Regions from separate parts of the Mus musculus genome. Here region 2 is linked to region 1. Evidence: chromatin loops called from intact Hi-C (ENCODE). Cell type or tissue: left cerebral cortex. All regions are shown on one strand. Links, peaks and the distances in the headings refer to the core of each region. The heading gives the core; the rest is flanking DNA. Region 1 holds the start of Agfg2 (ArfGAP with FG repeats 2). Region 2 holds the start of Lrch4 (leucine-rich repeats and calponin homology (CH) domain containing 4).

What was found. A loop is a pair of places that touch in the nucleus more often than their neighbours do. Peaks named below come from ENCODE experiments on the same cell type or tissue, not always from the same donor. Only the 100,000 strongest peaks of a DNase experiment are listed, where the experiment ranks them.
Region 2: it touches region 1 in a loop (4-fold over the local background); 1 of 42 quality-filtered maps calls a loop at or near these places.

The regions. Positions count from the first base shown.
Region 1 is chr5:137,683,023-137,685,924 of GRCm38, forward strand. Agfg2 (ArfGAP with FG repeats 2) reads right to left here and starts at 1,731. Exons shown (of 12, transcript NM_178162.3): 1 at 1,337-1,731. The coding sequence starts at 1,557. It overlaps Gm15498 (a long non-coding RNA gene), which reads right to left. Exons shown (of 2, transcript XR_003956003.1): 2 at 2,363-2,619. In left cerebral cortex, for the core only: CTCF peaks have their summits at 883 and 1,680; DNase peaks (open chromatin) are centred at 925, 1,060, 1,837 and 2,510; H3K4me3 peaks cover 2,045 bases; H3K27ac peaks cover 1,133 bases.
Region 2 is chr5:137,626,853-137,629,754 of GRCm38, forward strand. Lrch4 (leucine-rich repeats and calponin homology (CH) domain containing 4) reads left to right here and starts at 2,271. Exons shown (of 18, transcript NM_146164.2): 1 at 2,271-2,574. The coding sequence starts at 2,355. Gm20605 (predicted gene 20605) reads left to right here and starts at 2,271. Exons shown (of 22, transcript NR_033148.1): 1 at 2,271-2,574. In left cerebral cortex, for the core only: CTCF peaks have their summits at 1,333 and 2,310; DNase peaks (open chromatin) are centred at 1,299 and 2,021; H3K4me3 peaks cover 1,358 bases; H3K27ac peaks cover 1,571 bases.

The sequences.
Region 1 (2,902 bases), core at 145-2,644:
ACTAGAAATCTGGGGTGGTCTGGGCTGAGGGTAGCATTGTGGATTTTACAACCAAGCCTCTGCTCCCCAAATTTACAGTTTACCAGATGAGACTCGGCAGTACACTTAGGAAAGACCCCAAAGCATGCCTGTAACCCCAGCCATTACAGAGGTAGAGGCAGGAGGACTCTGAGTTCCAAAGCCACCCCTAGCTACATCATGAATTAAAAGTCACCGTGGACTGTATGAGACCCCGTCTCAAGACAAATTAAAAAAAAAAAAAATGGACTGGTGAGCTAGCTAGCTCAGCAAGTATGGGAGCTTACAGCCATGCCTGTTGACCTGAGTTTGATCCCCAGGCCCCACACGTAGTGGAAGGAAATTGCTGATTCCTACAAGTTATTCTCTGATAACCACACAAGCCATGGAACCTACATGTCCCTACAGTGCAAAGTAAAGAAATCAAATGCAACTTTAACGGGGGCAGAGGACGAAATGGGGAAAAGAAAAGAATATGCCATTCTGATCCTCATCTCTTCGGGAAAGCTAAGCTGTCCGCCAGGATAACCCTTTGGCTCTCTGCCCTTAGTATATTTCGTAAGTCATCTACCCTCTAGCTAGCATTCCAGAGCCTGAAAGATTAGGATCTGCACCTGATCCCTGGCTTCATACCTGCCACTCTAGGCTGTCAGCCTGGGCTAATGCGTGGAGCATTTTCCATTCCCTTCTAGGGTACTTTTGTCTTAGGCTCGACTTCCCTATTTCTTTCCCTTCTCCTTCCACCCCGTTCCCCTCCGCTCCCCTCCTGGTGGAGCGGCAAGGGTCTCATGGTTGGCCTTGAACTCCTGATCACCTCCCCCTCAGTGTTGGGATTACAGGCGTGTACCACACTACTCGGGTTTTATGCAGTGCTGTGGATGGAAACTCAGGGCGCCGAGCGTGCTAGGCAAGCACTCTACCAACTGAGATACAATGCAACCCCAGCTAAAGTTCCCTTTAAAGGTCTATGTCAATTTCTGGCCCTTTAAGTCCCTCCCCCACCCCACCCCAGTCCCTCCACACTTTCTCTCTCCCCACCTGCAATTCGCCTTCGCCTCCCCCAGGGAGTTTCTCCAATCCTCTCCTCGTGTCCTTCTACAGCCCCCACCCTCCCTCTGCAGCGCGACTCCACTCCCGTCTTCTGTCCCCCTGCGCTTTTTCCCTTTCCCCCACGACACACCTCTGCAGCAGGCGACCTTCCACCGCCACATCCAATGCCGGGGCTACCCCTCTGACCTCCTGGATCGCCCCGAGCTCCTGCAGACTCACTTCACCCGAACCAAACCCAGTTCCCCCCCCCCCCCCCGGATCCACTCACAGGAGGCCGGAGCAGGTGGTGCAGACGAAGCTGCCCACGGTGATGTCCACATACGTGACCCCGCGCTGGGCGCACTCGAAACAGTGGCGGTTCCCGGCCTGGCTGCAGCCGCCCAGCTCCCGCACTCGGCGGCACCACACCTCCGAAGCGGCTTCAGCCTCCGCTTTGCTCCCTCCGACCCCGCCACCCGGGCCCGGGCCCTTCTTAGCCGCCATCACCATCTCTCCTCCAGGTTCCTCTGCAAGTCAGCGGTCGCTCCCCTTTAACCGCTCGCTGCCTTTCCCGCCTCCGCCGCCTTCGCACGCCCGGCAACCCTGACACCAGCTCCTGCAGCCCCGACCACGACCGCGAGAGACTCTGCCGCCCCCTTCCTCGTCCTGTTCGGCACGCTGATTGGCTAGTCTCCCCCCACCTCCTTGCTTTAATTGGTTCGATTCGAGACGGCCTCCGGTTGCTGGAGCCTTCAGAACCACGCCCCACTGCCACCCGGCCTTCTGTCTTTTCCATTGGTTCACAAAGACCCCCACCTTGCAAGTACAATGCGTGCCCTCCTCCTTGTCCCCGCCCCCTCTCGCCACGGACTCCTATGCTGACTCTGATTGGTTGTTAAGGTTGCAAAATTAGCGTGCGAGAGAAAGGAGGTGTTCGGCGCGTGCGTAGTGCTCATCCTCCGGATTGATACTAATTCCCGCCAAATTTCAAAGGCTCGTTCCAGGCTGAGCCAGGAGACAAGAAAATCGGAAAGAAATTGCCCTAGGATGAGCTGGAGGAGAAAGGGAAAGACAGAGAAGGGGAGTGCTTTGTAAAAGATACTTTATTTATCCAAGTCATAGAAAGAGCCCCCACTTTAGAGTCAAGTTAAAAACCTGAGGTAGGATGCAGAAGGGATGAACGGCGTTTGCCACTAACCTTCATTCCCACTCCTGTAAGAAAACCGACTCCTATAAGCTAGCTGCCTTCTGATTTCCATGAGTACACACACACACACACACACACACACACACACAAATAAATAAATGCATGTAAAAAATATTCAAGAAAACATGTTGAAGTGGATCACAGAACTGGTTTGTGGCTCAGTCAGAATTTGAATCTGAGTCTTTTGATTTTAAAAGCTCTGCTCCGTGGCCAGGGATGTATCTCAGCTGGTAGAGTGCACTAAGCGCGAGGTTCAAGCCCCCAGCACTGCATACAACTCAGCGCGGTGGCACAGGCCAGTAATTCCAGCATTTGGGAAGTGGGGGTAGCAGTAGCGGTACTTCAGAGTCATCCTCGGTCACTGCCTGGAAAAGGAAAGGCTGAGAATAAGCAGGTTTAGGGATGCTGGCAACCATAAGTCAGGACTTTGGTTTCAGACATGCCAATGGGATGCGGGCAGATGAGAGATAGGTTTCTGAGTTATTGGTACCCAGGAGCCCATGGGCTAGATGAGGTTGCTTAATTGTTGTCATAGCTGCAAGTGTACTTCCCCCTGAGCTGTGGTGATGCCAAGTCCCCATGTACACATGCAAAGGAACCATTTTGCTTCATGTAAACCATGGCTGCATGCCTTGGATTCCAAGCAGG
Region 2 (2,902 bases), core at 248-2,747, 56 kb before region 1:
GTGTTTCGTGCATGTATGAGTACCATATAAATGCCTGGATGCCATGGAACTGGGAGTTTCAGACGGCTGTGAACTGCCATGTGGCTGCTGTGAATACCATCTGGGTCCTCTGCAAGAGCAGCAAGTGCTCACAGCTTCTCAGATCTCTCTCCCCAGACTCCTTTTTAATTGTGTATGCCTGTGTGTACGGGTGGAGGGACGTGCCTGTGAGACCAATGCCTGTGGTGGCTAGAAGAGAACCCTGGGAGGCCAGGAGCAGGAGATCCAAGCTGTTGTGAGCCACTCTCTTGGGTGCTTAGAACAGAAGTAGACCAATATACATTATTGGCCAGCTAAACTCACTCTCCAGCCCCCAGTCTCTAATACTTTAGTGTCTAGGCATATCAGTATAGCAGGAATGACCAGAGATGAGAGAGCAACTTCAGTTACTGGTGGTCAGGCAACACGGAAAGCAGACGTGGTCTTCTGTCACTACACAAGATTTTAAGCTCTCTAATCGAGCCCTGCATGAGGGTGCACACCTATAATCCCAGCACTTGAGAGGTGGTAACAGTCAGGAGTTGTTCATGGTCACTCCTAGCTACATCACCAGTTAGAGGCCAGCTAGAACTATAGGAGACCTTGTCTCTGAAAGCCAGTCTCCCTCTTTTCCTTTAGGTCACCATGCCACCCACATTGAGAAAAAAAGACTGAAATTATGGGGCCATGTTAGCCACAGCTACAGCCACATTGGTAAGCTGTGGAGGCACCCAAGAGGGAAGGGGGATGCTTAGTGGCATGCCTCACCACAGGATTAACCTTGGAAGAGCCGAGGCGATTAAGGGTGTTGGGATGCCTGTTTTCTAATGACTAGAAGCCACACAGGGAGGTTCATTAAACGCTAACATTCTTCTAAAAGCAAATCTCAAAGGAAAAAAAAATATTCTTTTACTATTATCTCTCACATCTGGGACTCCTTCCTGTATCTCAAGAAGTTTTCTGGGGTTTTTTTGTTTGTTTGTTTGTTTGTTTGTTTGTTTTTGTTTTTAAAAAAGGTTAGTTTGGAGTTATGTAGTCCAGGCTTGCCTGGAATTGACCTCGAAGTCCCGATCCTTCTGCCTCCTCTTTTTAAGAACTGTCACGACAGGCTCATGCCACCACACCCAGCTTCAAATAAGAGGTTTCCAATAGACAAAGTCTGTTATGAAAGTATGTGTGGGGGAGTTCTACTGGAGGTCTGAGATTTGTCCAGCTTCCCTTTCCTCATTTATAAAAAACCCGAGGTCTTAGCCGGGCGGTGATGATGCACGCCTTTAGTCCCAGCATTCGGGAGACACAGGCAGGAGGAGCTCTTGAGTTCAAGGCCAGCCTGGTCTACAGAGCAAGTTTCAGAACAGCCAGGGCTACACGGAGAAATAAATCCTGTCTCGGAAAAGCAACAAACAAAAAACCCCCAAAGATCTTGTTCTAGAGGCCATGAGATCCTTCGTAGTCTCTAAAGTTTGGTCTGGCCATCACAAGTCTTCTCCAGGGGGACTTTGGCAGGTCTGACGACTTTCCCTCTCTGAACTGGAAACCCCCTCACCGGTCATCCCCAGCATTCCCATTAGGGACTCAAGACTGCGCAGGAGGAAATGGTCCCTTCTGTTGAGACAACAGCCTGAGTGCTGAGTGGGGCATCCCTCGCCCTTCCTCACTTCTCGGATGCTGGTTTGCTCCCCAGTAAGCACAGCTAGTACCCAACCCTAACCCTGCACTGTCAGGCCGCCCAGCGCGCGCCTTTTACGATCTTTACCTGCGTCTCAAAAATTCTAGCTCACCCACCTCCTTCTGTCTAGCGAATGGAGCACCTCCTAGCCCATGCTATTGGTAGGCAGAACCGTCCCTCAGAGAAGAGGCCGGGACAGGTTCCTTTTGTAGGTTCTAATTGGTCTTCTTCACAGTCACTCGCCTGAATCTAGATTGCAATTGGTCTTGGTTGAAAAAGCAGGTTTGTGGTCTCTGGGTCTCTAATACCCTAAAGTTGAGACCTGTAGTCCCCGCCTCCTGGGCGGGTCTCATTGGCTCCATCTCCAGCCTCGAGAGTTGTGATTGGATGTCGCTGCGCGGGGCGGGCCGACCAGGAACCGCGGCCGTTGGCGGGGTGCTCCTCTTCACCCCTCCCTTCCCTCAGTGTAATCTAGAATTGAGAGGCTCCACCCCCTGCCGTTTTCTGATTGGGCACTTCTAACGCGTCTCTGGTTCATGATTGGTCCGCGGAGTTCCTGACCCTCGCTTCCTCCCTTCAGTGGGGACTACGGCGGCTCCGAGGAGGGGGAAGGGCGAGAAGGGCCGGCCGGTGCCGTCAGTCAGGCAGGGGGAGCCGCCGAGAGCGGATGGCGGCAGCAGTAGCGGGCCCACTCGCCGCCGGGGGTGAGGAAGCTGCAGCTTCAGTGTCCTTGCCAGGGTCTCCTGGTCTACCTGGGAGCCGTAGCGCAGAACGAGCCCTAGAGGAGGCTGTGGCCACCGGGACCCTGAACTTGTCCAACCGGCGTTTGAAGCACTTCCCCCGGGGCGCGGCCCGCAGTTACGACTTGTCAGACATCACCCAGGCTGGTGAGTTGCGCTGGTGCCCAGAGAGCAGGGGACCCATACTGGACTGCGACCCTCATTTGCATAGCCCCGCCTCGCGTTCGATTGGGCCCACCCCTTCACCTGGCAGTCTTGAACGCTCGCCCCTTGGGATTGGCATTGAGCCCGCGACCTCCCCTCCCCTGTGTAAGAACCACTGGACAATGAGTTCGCTTCAAGAGTGCACAGAACACTTTTGGCCGAGCTCTAGGAGACTCTTCCCCTTTATTTGCATATTGCGCACCTGTAGCATGGTCCCGCCCCTCACCTGGTTGGCTTCTTCAACCCTAGATCTGATCAACCCTTAAAGCAA